2 separate regions of the Homo sapiens genome follow, and region 1 is linked to region 2. The links are chromatin loops, found by intact Hi-C in ENCODE. Cell type or tissue: mammary epithelial cell. All regions are shown on one strand. Each heading gives the region's core, and the rest is flanking DNA. Links, peaks and the distances in the headings are about the cores only.

Evidence for each region. Hi-C counts contacts between places; a loop is a spot of excess contacts. Peaks named below come from ENCODE experiments on the same cell type or tissue, not always from the same donor. Only the 100,000 strongest peaks of a DNase experiment are listed, where the experiment ranks them.
Region 1: a loop joins it to region 2, with 2.6 times the contacts of the local background. A loop is called at or near these places in 7 of 110 quality-filtered maps.

What each region holds. Positions count from the first base shown.
Region 1 is chrX:109,769,783-109,778,898 of GRCh38, reverse strand. No RefSeq gene overlaps it. Among named protein-coding and RNA genes, the nearest start is that of ACSL4, 41 kb to the right of the region's middle. In mammary epithelial cell, for the core only: no CTCF peak of the experiment used is centred there; a DNase peak (open chromatin) is centred at 4,048.
Region 2 is chrX:109,851,985-109,861,100 of GRCh38, reverse strand. It overlaps the pseudogene RPS5P7. Among named protein-coding and RNA genes, the nearest start is that of ACSL4, 120 kb to the right of the region's middle. In mammary epithelial cell, for the core only: a CTCF peak has its summit at 4,002 (motif pointing right); no DNase peak of the experiment used is centred there.

The DNA of each region.
Region 1 (9,116 bases), core at 2,811-5,310, 82 kb after region 2:
GAGTACTGGGGATCTTATATCAAATCCACTCATGATTGCCAAAATGATATTGATAGAGTAATACATTTGAATGTAGTTTTGTTGTTGTTGTTTTGTTTTTGTTTGTTTGTTTGTTTTTGAGACAGAGTTTCACTGTTGTCGCCCAGGTTGGAGTGGAAGGGTGTGATCTCAGCTCACTGCAACCTCCACCTCCCGGGTTCAAGTGATTCTTCTGCCTCAGCACCCCCAGTAGCTGGGATTACAGGTGTGCGCCACCACACCTGGATAATTTTTGTATTATTAATAGAGATGGGGTTTCACCATGTTGGCCAGGCTGGTATCGAACTCCTGACCTCAAGTGATCCACCCGCCTCGGCCTCCCAAAGTGCTGGGATTACAGGCATGAGCCACTGTGCCTGGCCTGAATGTGGTTCTAACGTGGGCACCTTGTTAAATTGGGACTGCATTGTGGAAACAGGCCAGGTAATTTTTTAAAAAACAAATCAAGCCACTGGACAGAGTTTTGGGACATAAAACTTTTTTTTTTTTTTTTTAATGGAGTCTTGCTCTGTCACCCGGCTGGTGTGCAGTGGTGCGATCTCGGCTCACTGCAACCTCTGCCTCCCGGGTTCAAGTGATTCTCCTGCCTCAGACTCCCGAGTAGCTGGGACTACAGGCGCCTGCCACCACACCTGGCTAATTTTTTGTATTTTTAATAGAGACATGGTTTCACCTTGTTAGCAAGGATGGTCTCGATCTCCTGACCTCGTGATCTGCCTGCCTCAGCCTCCCAAAGTGTTGGGATTACAGGCATGAGCCACTGCGCCCAGCCAGGACATAGAACTTCTAAAGGCAGAACTTCGTAATTAAAGATTTGAGTGTTTATTTGTTTAATGTCTGCTTTTCTCATTCACCACAGTATCCACAGAGCCTGATGTAGAGTAGTGTTCAGTAAATATTTGCTGAATAAATAAAGCATTGATTGCTGCCATGGTCCTTTATAGTCTGACCTGTGCCTATCTTTCCAGCTCCATCTCACCATGCTCTGTCTGGATCTCTGGACTCCAATCATAGTGATCTTATTTTCATCCCTTGCATGCACCATCCTTTCTATTCTAAAAGAACGTATGCTGTTCCCTTTGCTCCGAATAGTTATTCTATTGCCTAATAAAGCAACTCACTTGTCAGATCTCAGGTCAAGTTTTAGGTTCACGTTTCTCAGGGAAGACAACCATGAGCTCCATAACTAGAGCCATCCTCCTCTTATAAGCTTTCGTAGGATCTAGCATAGGTACAGGTTTAAGTTTGTTCGTGTGATTATTTGGCTGATGTTTATCCGTATCCCTATCTGATTAGATTGTAAGTTACGTGAAGGCAGGGACTAGATCTGTTTTCACTCTGCATCATAGATCACAGCACAATGCCTGGGGCATAAGTGCTTCACAATTATGTGTTAAATGAAGGAGAGAATAAACGAAGTTCACCGTTCCCTTGTCATCTAAGGCATCTACTACTATTTGGGATAGGAGAGGAAAGGTATTAAATGACCCATTGTTTATTCTTACATTTATTGAATTGTCCTCATTCCTTATATTCTCCTCCCTAATGTATTTGCTTTCTGTGGTTACTCAGCGTAAGTGGCCTTTAGAACCCTGATAGACTAGGATCATTATTTGGAGCAGAGGTGGGCAAATAATGACCCACGGGCCAGCCCACTGCCTGTTTTTGTAAATAAAGTTTTATTAGCTATGCCCATTCATTTACACATTGCTGATGAGTGTTTTCGCCCCATGGCAGCAGAGTTGAGTAGTCACAACAGACATTGTCTGGTCTGTAAAGTCTAAAATATCTCCCATAGGGTCTTTTATAGAAAAAGTTTGCCAACTCCTGATTTACGAAAATGTATGGGTTTTTTGAAAGCCTTGTATCTGTGTTTCCAGTATGTTTCTGGACTTCCTAGTTATAAACTTAAAATGATCACTGTGTATGAGGGCTTGACACAAATGATATTGAGTAACTGTTAGTCTTTCCACCTTTTTCACATAAGAAGATGTTCTTTGATTTGCAGCCAGAGTTGCCTTTTTTAGACTCTGCAAACTTTGAGTCCCTTGTGCAATAATAGCTAATACTTATTGAGCATTTTCAATTTACCAGGTTCAGTTCTAAGCACCTTACATGAATTACCTCGTTTATTCCTCAAAACTCCTCTGTGGTATACATTTATTATTATTGCTTTACACATGAAGACAGTAAGGAACAGAGAGGTTGTACAGCATGCCAGTGTCACACAGCTTGTGGAAGTTCCTGAGCAGGAATTTGATTTGAGCGCTCTGACCTCTGACTCCAGACAAGACCTATGCTCTTAACCATTCCACTATCCTGTTTGCATGAAGCCTTTACTTCAAAAGTGCCATCTTATTTCTGATTTCTAAATACAAAGACAGTTTATGTGCCATTGTTTCCAAGTGAGACCACTTAAAGTTTTGCGGTTGGGGGTAAGATATAGAAAGGTTATTAAAATCTCAATGCTTGCCAGAGTGCCAGATACACACACAAAAAATCAATCAACAAATGTCTTTTTTGTTGTTAAAAGTGTGATGATGTCAAGGAGGAAGAGGATGAAGACAAAGACATCTCTACTAGGAGTTTTGTCTCATCCTAGGTCATTGCCAATGAATGAGGACATAGTTCCAGGTATTGGTTATAGTACTTAGGGATCTGGCTCCCTCTGAGCCTGGAAGAAGTAGTAGAAATATCTGAATATTTTAACTATTTATTCCTTGTAAACAAAAGAAGATAGAAGCAGGCAGTAATTAATTAACTATAAAAATAAATCAATAAGTTATACTCCATAGAGTTTAAAAAGAATAATACATTTCATGAAATGAAATGTGACTGCAAAATCTGACCTATTTTATTCAGTTTTCTGATGTGATTTAACAGACTTCATCAGAACAGTTCTATCACAACTACACCCACAACAATTGCTTAGCTCTATTTTTTTCTTTCTATTTTTTTTCATTTTTCTTATGAGCTCTGGCTAGTTCAGTAGTATACTTATGTTCCTTTGTTCTTTTATTCAACAGCTATTTATCATATGCCTACTATGTGCCAGCCTATATTATAAGTGCTAAGTATACAGCAGAGGAACAAACCAAACAAAAATATCCTGTTCTTATAAAACTTACACTCTTATTGGGAGGAAAACTGAAAAACAAATATTGGGTGTCAAGTGGTGATTAGTGCTATGCAAAATAATAAAGCAAACCTAAGAGGAGGGAAACAGACACATGGGTGGCAAGTGATAGGGGTATGTGCTACTTTAGATAGGAGTATTTAGGGTAGTTAAATAGGGTAGTTAGAGAAGGCCTCTGCATCATATCTTAGGCCGTTGAGACTCAAATGAAATGAAGGATGTCAGGAGGGATTGATCGCATTCTGAGTGAATAGCAGCAATACAAAGGCCTTTGTATAAGACAGTGCTTGGGTTATTCAAGGAACAGCGAGAAGTCCAAAAAGGCTAAAGCAGAGTGAGGGAAAGTCAAGGATGAGGTCAAAAACATAGTTGGGAACTAGATAACGTAGGGCCCAGTGGGCTAAGTCAAGACCTTTGAATTCACATTATGATAAAAAGTAATCTAGGTTTTTACATTTTTTGTTGCAGAGTTTCCATTTGTAAACTGGAACATTGATTAATACAACTGCTTATTTAGACATTTTGATACTAACTTTGTAGTGGTAGAAGCAGCTAGCTAGAAAAATAGAACAGGAATTAATACATCAATTGTGTAACAAAGTTATATCAAGACAGACCAGCTCTTGGTGGACGGCTTCCTTTTTGGTATGATAATGTCTGACATTTAAAAAATGCTTTCAGATCTGTGATCTCATCACACTCTCATAACAACCCCAAGAGATAGGGGGGACAGTTGGTATTACTGATATTGAAACGGAGGGAGTTTGCATGGCTTACCCGAAGGTCACTCAGCATATGAATCATTATCAGAGGCACAGACTCCTGACTCTGAATGCATTACCCCCTCATCGCCTGCTAAAAGGACTATTGGGTAATTTTTTGACTCAGAGGTCAGAAGGTTGAATCAACCAAATTATTAGCTCATTCCTCCCTTCCACTTCCCAAGGGCATAAAAGTATGCACTACAGAATGAAGCGAACAAAGGTGGAGGGGAAGCCCTTGCTTTTTTCTTTTCCTTTCTCGCTCTTTCTTCCAGAACAGCCTTTATACTTAGAAAGCATAGCTGTATTCTTAGAGAATAGCTAAGCATGTAGGACCACAACCATCTTGAAGACCATAATAGTCGAGGGGCCATCCCTCTTCCCACCACTCTAGAAGGGTACAGCAGTCACGGTGAGTCCTACTTGTTTTGCTCAATATTCTAACAAGTTAAACCTTTGTTGCCGTATGCTCAATTTACAGTGTATTTATGATCATCTTCCTAATGATATTTGGTAAAAAGCTAAAGTACTCCTCAAAAATGACACAGTTCCCTTCCACAACTGGAATGCTGATTTAAACAGAGGAGAGTTGTTTTTGGGGATGGTGCCAAATAATTGAGTGGCCAAGCCAAAAAACAAAAGAAAAATTCAGGGTTTCTGAATTCCAGAAGTAGAGAAATAACCCATGTATTGTTGCAACTTCTTTCCCATGACAAATGGTGGCTTTTCCTAAGGCCCAGTCCTCAGTTCTCTCCCATCTCACTCTATACTGTCTCCCTGGCAAGCTCACCCATAACCACAGCATAACTACCACTGACATACAGATGAGCCCAATCTATATTTCCATCTCGGACTGCTCCTCTGACCTTTAGGACTGTATATCCAACCGCCTACTTGATCTCTCCTGTAGGATGTCTTAAAGCCCCCTCAAACTGATCTCACTCCCCAAACCTGGTACTCTTCCAGCCTTCCTTATCTTAGTGGCTTACCCTACCATTCTATCTCGTTGCGCTTAGGAGTCTTTTGATACCTCCTGTCCCTCCCCTCAACTTGACACTTGTGTTTTGCCAAATTCTGCTTATTCTACTTTCTAACAAAATTCAGAATCTATCCACTTCTTTCTGTCTCCATTATCACTATTGTACCATCACCTCTCACCTGGAGTACTGCAGCATTTCCTAATATCTACACATATCTACTCTGGCTCCCCTCCAATCTATTCTGATTATAGTTAGAATGGTCTTTTTGTAAGGAATGTTTTATCATCCTCATACTTAAAACCTTTATGGCTTCCCACCACCCTTACAGTAAAACACAAAACTCCTTAATGTGGCCTACAAGGCCCTGTGTGATCTGGCACATGTTTAGTTTCCAACGTCACCCGAAACCCCATTACTGTCCACACCACAGCTACATTTATCTCTAAGTTATTCATGTCACCATGCTTCCTCCTGATATGGGGACTTTGCATATTTTGAGTTTTCTTTATTTTCAGATGGAACCCTTTCTCCTTTTTTTCTCACCTAACATTTATTCATGCTTCAGATCACATTTTGAGCAATCTCTTCAGGGTAGCCTTCTTTGGTCCCCCTCACTAGGTCAATCCAGCTGTTATAAAGTATCATAGCACTGTGTGCTATGCCCTTGGAGCACTTGTCACAGTTGCTTTTTACATTTTTGAGTGTGATTACTTGATTATGTTTTTTCATGAAAAAAATATTTATTGATCAACACCAGGGAGTGGCAGCCTGCATGGAAAGTGCCCTAGCCCTCTTCCTTGTCAGGGGCCACAACACTGATTCCTTAGCAACCACCTCCCACCCCCACCCCTACCTCCTATTTTATATAGTCAGGGTCTTGCTCTGTTGCTCACACTGGAATGCAGTGGTGCAAGCATGGCTCACTGAGACATGGCTCACTGCAGCCTCTTACTCCTGGGCTCAAGTGATCCTCCTACCTCAGCCTCCTGAGTAGCTGGAACCATAGGTGCACACCACCACACCCCGCCCTTTTTTTTTTTTTTTGTAGAGGTCTCCTTATGTTGCTCAGGCAGGTCTCAAACTCCGGGCCTCAAATGATCCTCCCGCCTTAGCCTCCCAAATCACTGGAATTACAGGCATGAACCACAATGCTCAGCTTGAAGCCGTTCTTTCTACGTAGCTTTGGGCTTACTCTCTGGAAACATCTAAAGAACAGAGCAATGGGGTTCCTCTGTTATGAGGACTCCTTGCTGCCCCTCCAGCCTGCCTACCACTGAGGGCTTCTTGACTTCGGACAGTCCACCTTCCTTCAGAAGGGCTGACCTTCCAAGGGTATGCCAAGGAGCAGCTGACCTCAGAGACTAGCATCCCAGTTCCTGATTATTTGATTATCATCTGTCACTAAATTGCGAGTTCCTTGAGAGCAAGAACTCACCATGGTATTCCTAGTGCTTACCACAGTGCTCAGCACATAGTACACTCTTTTTTTTTGAGATGGAGTCTCACTCTGTCGCCCAGTCTTGAGTGCAGTGGCACAATCTTGGCTCACTGCAACCTCCACCTCCTGGGTTTAAGCAATTCTCCTGCCTCAGCCTCCCGAGTAGCTGGGATTACAGGCACCTGCCACCTTACCTGGCTAATGTTTGTATTTTTAGTAGAGACGGGGTTTTGCCATGTTGGCCAGGCTGGTCTCAAACTCCTGAGCTCAGGTTACCTACCCACCTTGGCCTCCCAAACTGCTGGAATTACAGGTGTGAGCCACCTCGCCCAGCCTGCACATAGTACACTCTTTAACAGATATGCGTTGCATGAATGACTGAATATGTTTAAGGACATTAGGTCAGTAATTTTTTTCTCTGGGAGCAAAGTAGTAAACATTTTCAGTTTTCTCAACTTCTTTTTCTTTCCTTCCTTCTTTCCTTTCTTCCTTCCTTCCCTCCTTCCTTCCTTCCTTCCTTTTTTTTTTTTTGACAGAGTCTCACTCTGTCATGCAGGCTGGAGAGCAGTGGTGTGATCTCGGCTCACTGCAACTCCACCTCCTGGGTTCAAGTGATTCTCCTGCCTCAGCCTCCCAAGTTGCTGGGATTACAGGTGCCCGCCACCACAACTAGCTAATTTTTTGTATTTTTAGTAGAGATGGGTTTTTGCCATGTTGGCCAAGCTGGTCTCGAACTCCTGACCTCAAGTGATCCTCCCACCTGGGCCTCCCAAAGTGCTGGGATTACAGGCGTGAGCCATCGCACCCAGCTATTTTCTCACCTTCTTTAAACCACTGACTGGATTCCATATCCATGCCCAAGTTCAAATAGTTGCGTACATTTTATAACAGTATGTTCTACGATGATAGAAAAATAGATGTAGTCATGGCTCCCATAAATTTAAATACCAGTTTAAAGAGAAGAATAAATAGAGTTTTGCAACTGGAATTTCTGATGTGAATCTCTGAAACGAATGTCACCTTATAGTGCCACTAGAATAATATAAATTTTAACATTTTTCCATTGTGTTTTGTTTTTCCATTTTGGTTTTTTTCTTTTTGGGAGTTTTGTTCTGTCTCCCAGGCTGGAGTGCAGTGGCTCAATCATGGCTCAATGCAGCCTGGACCTCCCAGGCTCGAGCAATCCTCCCATCTCAGCCTCCCGAGTATCTGGGACCACAGGCGCATGCCACCACACCTGGCTAATATTTTTTTGTGGAGATGGGGTCTCATTATGTTGTCTGGGCTAGGCTTAAACTCCTGGGCTCAAGCAATTCTCCTACTTCAGCCTCCCAAAGTGCAGAGATTACAGGCATGAGCCACCACATCTGGCATTATTTTTTTCTATTTTAAATAGATTTTATTGTTTAGGGCAATTTTAGGTTCTCAGAAAAATTAAGCAGGAAAGTACAGAGAGTTTCCATATACCCCCTGACCACCCCCAACCCCAGCCTCCCACTATCAACATCATGAGCCAGAGTGGTACATTCGTTACAATTGATAAAGCTATGCTGACACATCATTATCACCCAAGGTCCGTAGTTTACATTAAGGTTCACTGTTGGTTTTGTACATTCTGTGAGTTTGGACAAAGGTATAATGACATGTACCCACCATTAGCATAGCATACAGAATAGCCTCACTGCCTAAAAATTCTCTCTGCTCTGCCTATTCTTTCCTTCCTCCTCACTATCCCCTGGCAACTATTGGTCTTTTTACCATGTCCATATATATTTTTTTGTTTTCCAAAATGTCATATAGTTGAAATCACACAGAATGTAACCTTTTCAGATTGGCTTCTTTCACTTAGCAATATGCATTTAAGTTTCCTCCATGCCTTTTCATGGCTTGATAGCTCATTAGTTTTTAGAGTCAAATAACATTTCATTGTCTAGATTTGCCACAATTCATTTATCCATTCACCTACTGAAGGACATCTTGGTTGCTTTCAAGTTTTAGCAATTGTGAATAAAGCTGCTATAAACATCCATGTGCAGGTTTTATGTGGAGAGAAGTTTTCGATCATTTGGGTAAAAGTCAAAGAGCACAAGTGCTGGATTTTATGGTAAGAATATGTTTAGTTTTGTAAGAAATCACCAGATTGTCTTCCAAAATGGCTGTACAAATTTGCATTTCCATCAGCAATGATTGAGAGTTCCTGTTGCTCCACATCCTCACCAGCATTTAATGTTGTCAGTGTTCTGGATTCTGGGGATTCCAATAGGAGTGTAGTGGTATCTCATTATTGTTTTAATTTGTATTTCCCTAATGATATAAGATGTGGAACATCTTTTCACACGCTTATTTGCCATCTGTATATCTTCTTTGACTAGGTGTCTGTTCAGGTCTTTTGCCCATTTTTCAATTGAATTGTTTGTTTTCTTATTGTTCTGTTTTGACAGTTATTTGCAAATTTTGGATAACAATTTTTAAATCAGATATGTTTTTTCCAAATATTTTCTCCTAGCCTGTGTTGTGTCTTGTCATTCTCTTAACAGTATCTTTTGAGGAGCGTGTGTTTTTTATTTTAATGAAATCCCATCTATCAATTATTTCTTTTGTGGACTGTGCCTTTGGTGTTATATCTAAAAAGTCATCACCATACCCAAGGTCATCTTGATTTTCTCCTATGTTACCTTCTAGGAGTTTTACACTTTTGCATCTAACATTTAGCTCTATGATTCATTTTGTGCTAATCTTTGTGAAAAGTGTAAGTCGTGTCT
Region 2 (9,116 bases), core at 2,989-5,488:
GTGCAGTGCATGGTCTGTGGTCTCATCTGAAGGCTCAGCTTGGGGAAGGATCTGCTTCCAAACTCACTTCTGTGGTAGCTAGAAGGATTCAGTCCTCTCTGGCTGTTGGCCAGAGACATCAGTTCCTTACCATGTGGACCTCTCCATAGGGCAGCTCACAGCTCATAAAATGGCAGTTGACTTCCTTCAGAATGAGCAAAGGAGAGAGAAAAAGAAAGCAAGGGAGAAATCATAACTTAGTCTCAAAAGTGTAGTCCCATTACTTTTGCCATATTCTCTTAGGAGCAAGTAACTAGATTCAGCCCACATGCATGGGGTTGGGATTACACAAGGGCCTAAATACCAGGAGGTGGGAATCACTGGGGCAATCTCAGAGGCTTCCTACCACAATGCTAACATTTTAAAAATACATTTTAATGCAATTTTTAATATTATTTAAAATATAGGAAAAATTGATTTATCTTATTTGAGTGATGCAAACTGTTTAAAGTATGCAAAATGAACATAATTTTTGACAACTATAAACATAATATTACAGTATGTTTTATTTGGAGACTGAATGTATATTAAAATGTCAAAAGCAGTTACGTATTATGGCATCAAAACTAGACAAAAACTGCTTTCATGTCATGCTGTTTGAAATTGTTGCATTTTGTATTGTAAAGATAAGTTCACATATTTACATAATTTTAGTATTTTGTTTCTAAATGAAGACATTAGAAGAAAATACTATTTCTCCAGACTTTCTTCACCAATAACATAGCAAATGTGTTTATTCTTTTTTCCCCAAGAAATGTAGAGCCAAATTAGATATAATTGTTACTATACCTTTAGTTTTGCCATTGATGTTTAAAGTGTGAGAGATAGCTTAATGTACTATATAATTTTTAAAATCAGATTGTTATCACTTAGGAATCTGATAAACAGCAGTTTCAGACAATATATTGGTTTACTAGGGCTTCCATAACAAAGTACCACAGACTGAGTGGCTTAAACAACAGACATTTATTTTCTCACAATTCTGGAGACTAGGTGCCAAGATCAAGGAGTTGGCAGGATTGGTTTCTTCTGTGGCCTCTTTCCTTGGCTTGGAGATAGTTGTCTTCTCCCTGTGTCTTCATGGTCTCCTCTCTGTGTGTGTCTGTGTTCAAATTTCCTCCTCTTATAAGGACAGCAGTCATAGTGGATTAGGGCCTGCCCTAATGACCTCATTTTAACTTAATTACCTCTTAAAAGACCTTATCTCTAAACACAGACACATTCGGAAGTACTTGAAGTTAGGACTTCAACATATGCATTTGTTGTGGGGTAGGGAACACAATTCAGCTCATACAAAAACGAATTTTCAGAATCACTATCATTCTTATCATCCTTATTCACTTGCATTTCAACAGCAGTCCTGTGTTTCTTGTCTTTAGCCAACAATCCACTGTGGGCATAAATGAAAGAATACATGACTATAAATTTAAAAAATGCGTAACTGTATGATTATCAAATCGCCAGGCTAGCCTGCAATAACTAAGTGATAAAACAAGCCGAATAATAGGAGTTTGAACATGGTAGTCCAAGATCCACTAATTGCCAGATGGTCAACTCTTGAGCACCATGAACCTCACTCTGAAATAGGAGAGGAAGATTAGCAGTAAAGCAGAATAAGGCACCGGAGCCAGCGAGTGCATAGCTCCTCAAGAAACCCAAAAGCCTCCCAATTTAAATTGCTACAAAAGTCTCCACCTACTTCCACCTTCTTCTACAATTAAACTTGTTTTGCTCCAAGCATTAGCATTAGAGAAAAAAATAATTATTCAATTTATTTCTGCTTCATTTAATTATTGGTTTTGCTACAACCATTTTCTGCTATTTTCTTTGGCCAAGATTCAGTATTTCATCAACATTAAAGGTTAGAGAAACTCTTCCAGGTTGGACTTGGAACCTAGTCAACATTTACACTATTGATCCTTGGGGAAATGGAATCTGAGTTCAAAAAACTGACTTACAAACACATTTTTAGAACTGACTCTATTTGTAAGCTTGGAACTACTTATGTCCTGTATGAGAATTCTCAATTTAAAAAAGAATAGGAAGACAGTAAAACACATTTAACACTAAAATTCTACTAAGCGTGGCTGATTCTTTCTTCAAGGGCTCCAAAAGCCCTTGAGGGTCTTGCTCTGTAATGAGCAGAAATTAAAGTGGTGCAGAAGTCATAGGAAACTGGGCTAATCTCAGCACTTTCCTCGAAGTGGGTAACCCCTCTGCCTGAAATGGGCCGAACTTGGTCCCAGAATTTCACAACCATTTCAGTAATTGCACTTTTCCCTAACCAAGAGAGAGACAATCAAGTTCATGTCAACGCTCACTTGAGTTCATTGAGAGCACTTTTCTGGCTTCGGGAGAAGATACAAAAAATTCAGTCAAGACATAGTTTCTGCTCAATATGACAACTTTTATAAGTAGGGTTAGATTTTACAAGCAAGGTTTATACCTTTGTGTCTTCTAGCTTTTATTCAGTTGTATTTTGGGAGACCTAGGATCTATTTCTTTGTTGATTTTTCTTTTTTTTATTGTTTGTTATCATTATGATCCATAGTAGGCAAAGTAAAGTCACATTTTGGTAGTTTGGGGAGGCTCATATCCCAAATGGCAAAACCAGCTTCCCAGCTCATTAGCTGAAGATTTTCTCAGATGATTCCCACTGCTAGAACGTTTTCTCTGTGCTCCATTAATTCTCCAGCGCATTCTGTGTTCTGCACTGGATGGGTACAGGACACTATTTGCTGGGTACAATACGTTATTTTATTCAATTACCAAATATGCAGAGATAGAACAAGGTTACAATAATTGAGGTCTTAGGCAATGTGGGAGGTGTAGCGAATATGGTGCAGGCTGCATTGTCCAACAGACAAAGAGAAAGCAAAATTGGGCATGTTGGGGAGCATATTTCAGAGCAGAGCCAAGAAAAGCAACTCCCTTCCTAGAAGCTCTGAAACCGTGGCAACTTTGGTTATTTAGTCATATTTTCTGGAATACACTATTTAATGATGATGTAAATTCAATGGTTCTGTGGAGGTGGTGTCTCAGGAAACTTGAAATCTGATTCCTAACCCTGTAAGATAAAGCAGAATTGATTTGAGAGAGGTGTAGGGAAAAGGAATGGCAATAGATAGGGTAAAGAACACAAAGAAGGAAAAAATAGAGAAAATCATGAAGCAACATGAGGCATGACAACAAAGAATTTAGTCATTCTTTTTGATTAAATAAACATTTAATAGAACTTTTACGTCAGAAATTTCTCAAGCCACTGGAATCGGAAATGGCCTTTCCTTTTTCCCCAGGCCGGATGTTGCATGGTGATCCAAATTAGAAGGTTTTATGATTGTCTTTTAATTGAAAATGTAGTTGTCTTGATCTCTTTTAAATCTTTCTCAAGCAACCAATGACAAAGAGACAATCTAAGTAATGTAGATTTAAAGTAAAATATGAAAATAATTTGCTGAATAATTAACAGAACTTCAAATGACTTTTCCCAGAAGTTCCTCAGTGCAGGCTATGAAAGATTATTTTCTTCATCAAAGTTATCCATGTAAACTACCAGTGCCAATCCGTAGTTGGAGTTTTTCAGCTCTTGTGTGGTTCCTATAGATCTGGCCTGGTAATCTCCAAGGTTGTAACTACTGGTGCGTTGTTAGTTCTTCATTAGGTCATCTTGTATTTTCATCCCAGTCTAAGTAGAGAATCCAAGTCTAAAACAAGAACTATTTTCTTTCAAAAGTTTGACCTGAATTTGACCCAGGAAATGTGTGTGCACGTGTGCGTGCTTTCAGCAGCCAGAGTTGTAAGGGTAAACACAGATAAAATATGTAACATCTTGATTTGAGTCAAAAAAACAAACATCACAGCTGCAGTTTAAAGAATTATCTCTCAGTTCCAGTTTAGAGCTTAAATATTGGGCCGTATTTTCAAAATGCACCCAGAAACTGGGAGAAAATTCATGTATTTTACCACTAGTGGGCGCCAGAGACACGATGAGAAACCACAGTTGAATTTTTAAAAATAGCTTTCCTTTTACCATGAAGAAATGAAAAGTATTAATTTTGATAATTTGGGCTACCTCCAACTTTTATACTTTTCCAGTTTGGATGATATATCTAAGGCTCAATTGGGTAACTTTTTTTGTAATTTAAACATTTATTTTAGATTTCGAGAGTACACGTTTGTTGTGGGTTTATTGTATGATGATGAGGTTTGGGGTTTGAATGATCTTGTCACCCAGGTAGTGAGCATAGTACCCAACAGGCAGTTTTTTAGCTCCTGCCCCCATCCTCTCTCTCTGCCTTCTCTAGCAGATCCCAGTGTCTAATGTTGCCATCTTTATATCCATGTGTACCCAATGTTTAGCTCCCACTTGTAAGTGAAACATGACAGTATTTGGTTTTCTGTTCCTGCCTTAATTTGCTAAGGATAATGGCCTCCAGCTGCATCCATATTGCTGCAAAGGACATGGTTTCATTCTTTTTTATGGTTGTATAATATTCCATGGTGTATACATACCACATTTTCTTTATCCAATGATTGGGTACCTTTTGATTGCCATACCTCAAATAGAAAGGATTGGTTTCATTTCCTAGAGAGATAAGAGGAATAAGGAAAACTGCTTTCAATTTTCTGGTGCTTACTATGGACCAAGCACTGTGAGAAGTGATTATCATGCCATATCTCATTTAATCTTTACAAGAATTTTAGAGAGTGGATGCTATGACTGTCTCCATTTACCAGATGTGAAAATTGAGGCATAGAAGTTAAGTAACTTGCTTACGGTGACAGGAAGTGGTAGAATTGAGACTCAAACCCAGGACAATTTGACACCACAGTCCAGAGTTGTATTGGAAACGACACCACCTATATGCCCTCTTTATTCTACAAATTTTCGACTCTTTTGGAGAATAGGAAATGTTATCCAAATTGTGTGTGACTAGGCCTTTAATCAAAATCAAACTGTCTCAATGCATAGTTCTAGTTTGCAATTAAATAGAAGGAAAGAAAAAACTCAAACAAATAAACAAAGCAGAATTTAAGATTTTTGGATGTGGGAAGTCTTGGGAAAAAAAAACTCCCCAGGTACACTTCTAGATGTGGAGAAGATCATAGGAGATCCTTAAGCTGTTTTTTCAGATTTCATTTCCCTAACCTGAGAGTTCAAAGTTTTGGTTGCTTAGCTATCAGGGAAAGTCAGTGTCTTCAGCCTTGCAAATAGAAGTATCAGCACCTTTGCAAAGTTGGAGAAAACTCTATCCAGTCTGAGACATCAAGGTTTCATGTGCTTTACAAAACAAAACCAGGTCATTTATTTGTGTTGTAGCCCATTTCACTTCTGGGCTAAATGTCAGAAGGACAAAGGCACAATTGTCTTTCTTGACTTACAAGAATAAAGGAAGTGATAGTAAAGCTCTCAATTTTTGTGTGTGAATAGAAGATAGGAAGTAGCCCTAATGATCTAAAATGGCTGAAAGCCAAAGACTTACATGATTTCCAACACTATAGAGCCGGTTGACCTTCCTGATTAAATAAACATAGTTTTCTATAGCTAATATTATAACTACTTTCCACTTTATGTTTTTTTAGTACATACTATATAACAGGGAGTTTAAATAGTGACGTTTGGCTGGGCAAGGTGGCTCATGCCTGTAATTCCAGCACTTTGGGAAGCCAAGGCAGGAGGTTTGCTCGAGCCCAAGAGTTCAAGACCAGCCTGGGCAACATGGTGAGACCCCATTTCTACAAAAAATTGGAAAAAAAAAAAAGCTAGGCATGATGTTGTACACCTGTATTCTCAGGTACTCGGAAGACTGAAGTGGGAGGATCACTTGAGCCCAGGAGATTGAGGCTGCAGTGAGTGGTGTTCATGCCACTGACTCCACCCTGGGCAACAGAGTAAGACTCTGTCTAAATAAATAAATGACACTTATATGCTTCAAGTAGTGTGCTAAGAATTTTATTTGAATTATATAAACTCCACAAGACACTATTCAACAGTTACTACTCTTACTAAAGTAATAAATGCATATAGTTGAACAGATAGTACCCCAAAGTCCTATGTTGAAAAAAAAAAAACAACAGCTACCTCCATCCTCCCAATCCCTGTTTCCCACTTCTAAGAGACAACCATTCTTATCTCTCTTGGTTGGTTTATGGTTTTGCTTTGGTATGCAACTCTAAATTCTGGAATTATAGCTTATATTGCTATTTTATGATATATAAATTTTAAGTGGTTTTTAAAAATTCACTTCTTGTATGGGATATGATGATTTAGCTTCCTTCTAATCCTTTCCCTTCCTTACATACACACAGTTCTGTAGTTTTTCTTAGAATTAATGATGATTTTCTTTTTCACTAGCTTAGTTTTGTGTGCCTATTAGTACTAACCCAACCCCATACTTTCCAAAAGGACTCTAAAATGCTTCTCAATATGGCCAACATATCAGGTAATTTGTTGGTTCTATCTTTTTTCCTGGATACATCTTTCCAGACCCTTCCATTTACCTATCCCTAACCTACAGCACAGCTTTCTTCCTGGGCTTTCCTTTCACCTTCATCCTGGGAATTTTCTTTATCATTCTCTTGTGTTCAACCTTCTACTTCCTGGACCCCATATATTCCTTTGACCACTCCCTTGTCTTGGTAGAGCACATGTTCTTGTGGCTTCCTGAGAAATGGTTAGTGAGAGGTACATTTTTGGAGACCTTATCCCCAGCATTCTGAAATTTCACAACAATGTCTCTATGTGTCATATAGTCATTGTGCTAAATACATAGTTGGCCCTTTAGTCTGTAAACTCATTTCCTTCTGTTTGGAGGGAAATTTCTTTTATTATGTCTTTGATTATTTCTTCCCCTCTATTTTTCTGTTGTCTCTCTGGGCATTCCTAATGGATATTTGTTCTCTAATTCTCCTATTCTTTTTCTCTTTTCCCCAACTCTTTGCACTTTTGTTTTACATTCTTAGAGATTAATTAAAAATATATCCATAGATACATAATAAGTAAACTTTTAATTGTAAGAAATTTCTATTCAAGTAGTTTGAGTTTTTAGGAGCTCATTTTTTTTTTCTTTTCTTCTCTTTTTTTTTTTTTTTGTGGGGCCACCCTGAAAGGCAGACAGGTTTATTGGGCTACAGCCAGGAAATCAGCAGTTGGACTTGGCCATGAGCTCCAGGTTGTTCTTCTCAATGGCATAGTAGTTGGAAGAGTTCTTGGCAATGCTGATGAGCTTATCGGCCAGGTATTCAGTGATGGTCTTGATATTCTGGAAGGCAGCCTCACTGGTACCTGTGTACAGCAGCCAGATGGCTTGATTCACATGGTACAGTGGGGACATGTCCACATCCTGCTGTCTCACAGTCTCAGCTTGCTCGATATATGTGGAGTCCTCCCAGGGCCACATTTGATGCTGGCATTCACCAGAACCTGCAGAGGGTTCTTGCCTGTAAGCAGGTGGATGATCTTGAAGGCATGCTTGACAAGGCAGAGTCATGAGCTACTTGCTGTTGTGGCCATGCATCATCATTGAGTTAGTGAAATGCTCCATGATGGGACATCACACTTTGTGGATGTAATTGGCGGCATACAGCCCTATGCTGTGAGGCAGGTACTTGGTATACTTCTCCTTCACTGCAATGTAATCCTGAAGGGAAATGTCACTGATCTGTGCATCATCAGTGCTCCACTTCCCAAAGAACTTGATGTCAGGGGTTTCTGCCACCACTGGTGCTTCTGTCTCCCACTTGGTCATCTTGAGGGCACAGCCTGAGCATCTCTGTTTCTCAATGTGGACCATGCACCACCCTGACACAGACAGAATTCATTCTTATTCTTAGAATGTTTCTTTTTATTTCTAGCATCCATGTTTCATGGACATGATGTATCTATGCATCTCTCTGAAAATGTTAATTATAGGGATTTTATGGCTTCTTCTCCTCCCTACATTATTTCTGTTTCTTCCAAGTTCCTTTTTTCAATGTGTGTTTCATATTCTTTTATTCTATTAAAGACTTTTCGCCAATGCTTCACTATTCTTAATTATTCATTTGTATTTAGGAGTGTGGAAACTGAAAATCTGTGTGTGGGGAGATGCGGGGGGGCAATTATTGATTGATTAGCCTTATGTCCTTAGGTGGACCTGGCCACTTCATTGGGAGACCCTACAATTATTGGTATCTGTGGGCCTTTTCTCTTAAGCCAATCAAATTTCCCAGAGAGGAAGCTTCCAATTTCCTGCCTGGGGGATATAATTCTGACTGCCAGAATTAAGGATGTTGATGAGAAAGGTAAGTGGAAAGGTATGATAAGTATCATCCATGTCCTCAACTGAGCCTGGAAACTTTACTTAAAAATCCTCCTCTTTATTATCATAATTGTAATAATAACCAACATTTATTGATGGCTTATTTCATCAAACACAAGATTTCTGTACAAGTATGTTCTCTTTTTTTTTTTTTTTTTTTTTGGTACTCTTTACAACCAACCCCCAGTTTAAGTATGGTCTTTTTTTTTTTTTTTTAGAGACGGAGTCTTGCTCTGTCACCCAGGCTGGAGTGCGTGGCCTGATCTCAGCTCACTGCAAGCTCCACCTCCTGGGTTCACGCCATTCTCCTGCCTCAGCCTCCAGAGTAGCTGGGACTACAGGCACCCACCACCACGCCTGGCTAATTTTTGTATTTTTAGTAGAGACAGGGTTTCATCATGTTAGCCAGGATGGTCTCGATCTCCTGACCACGTGATTTGCCCACCTCGGCCTCCCAAAGTGCTGGGATTACAGGCAGGAGCCACCGCACCCGGCCCCAGTAAGTATGTTCTTTACATCATTCTTTAACATAGTAAAAGACTGGAAATAATCTAATGTCCAAAATGAGAGATTGATTCCAAAAGTCATGGTGCATTGATACAATGAAATGGTAGGCAGCCATTAAAAGCAATCTAATAGCCCCAGTTATCAGGGCCAGCCACTTCCCATAGCTATTTAAAAAGGTCCCATTTCAGCTGAACTGACCCTATCATCACCTCCACCCCAGCTACCCATCAAGAGTTGGCCTGAAAAGAGAATAGAGGTTGCCTTTTGAAA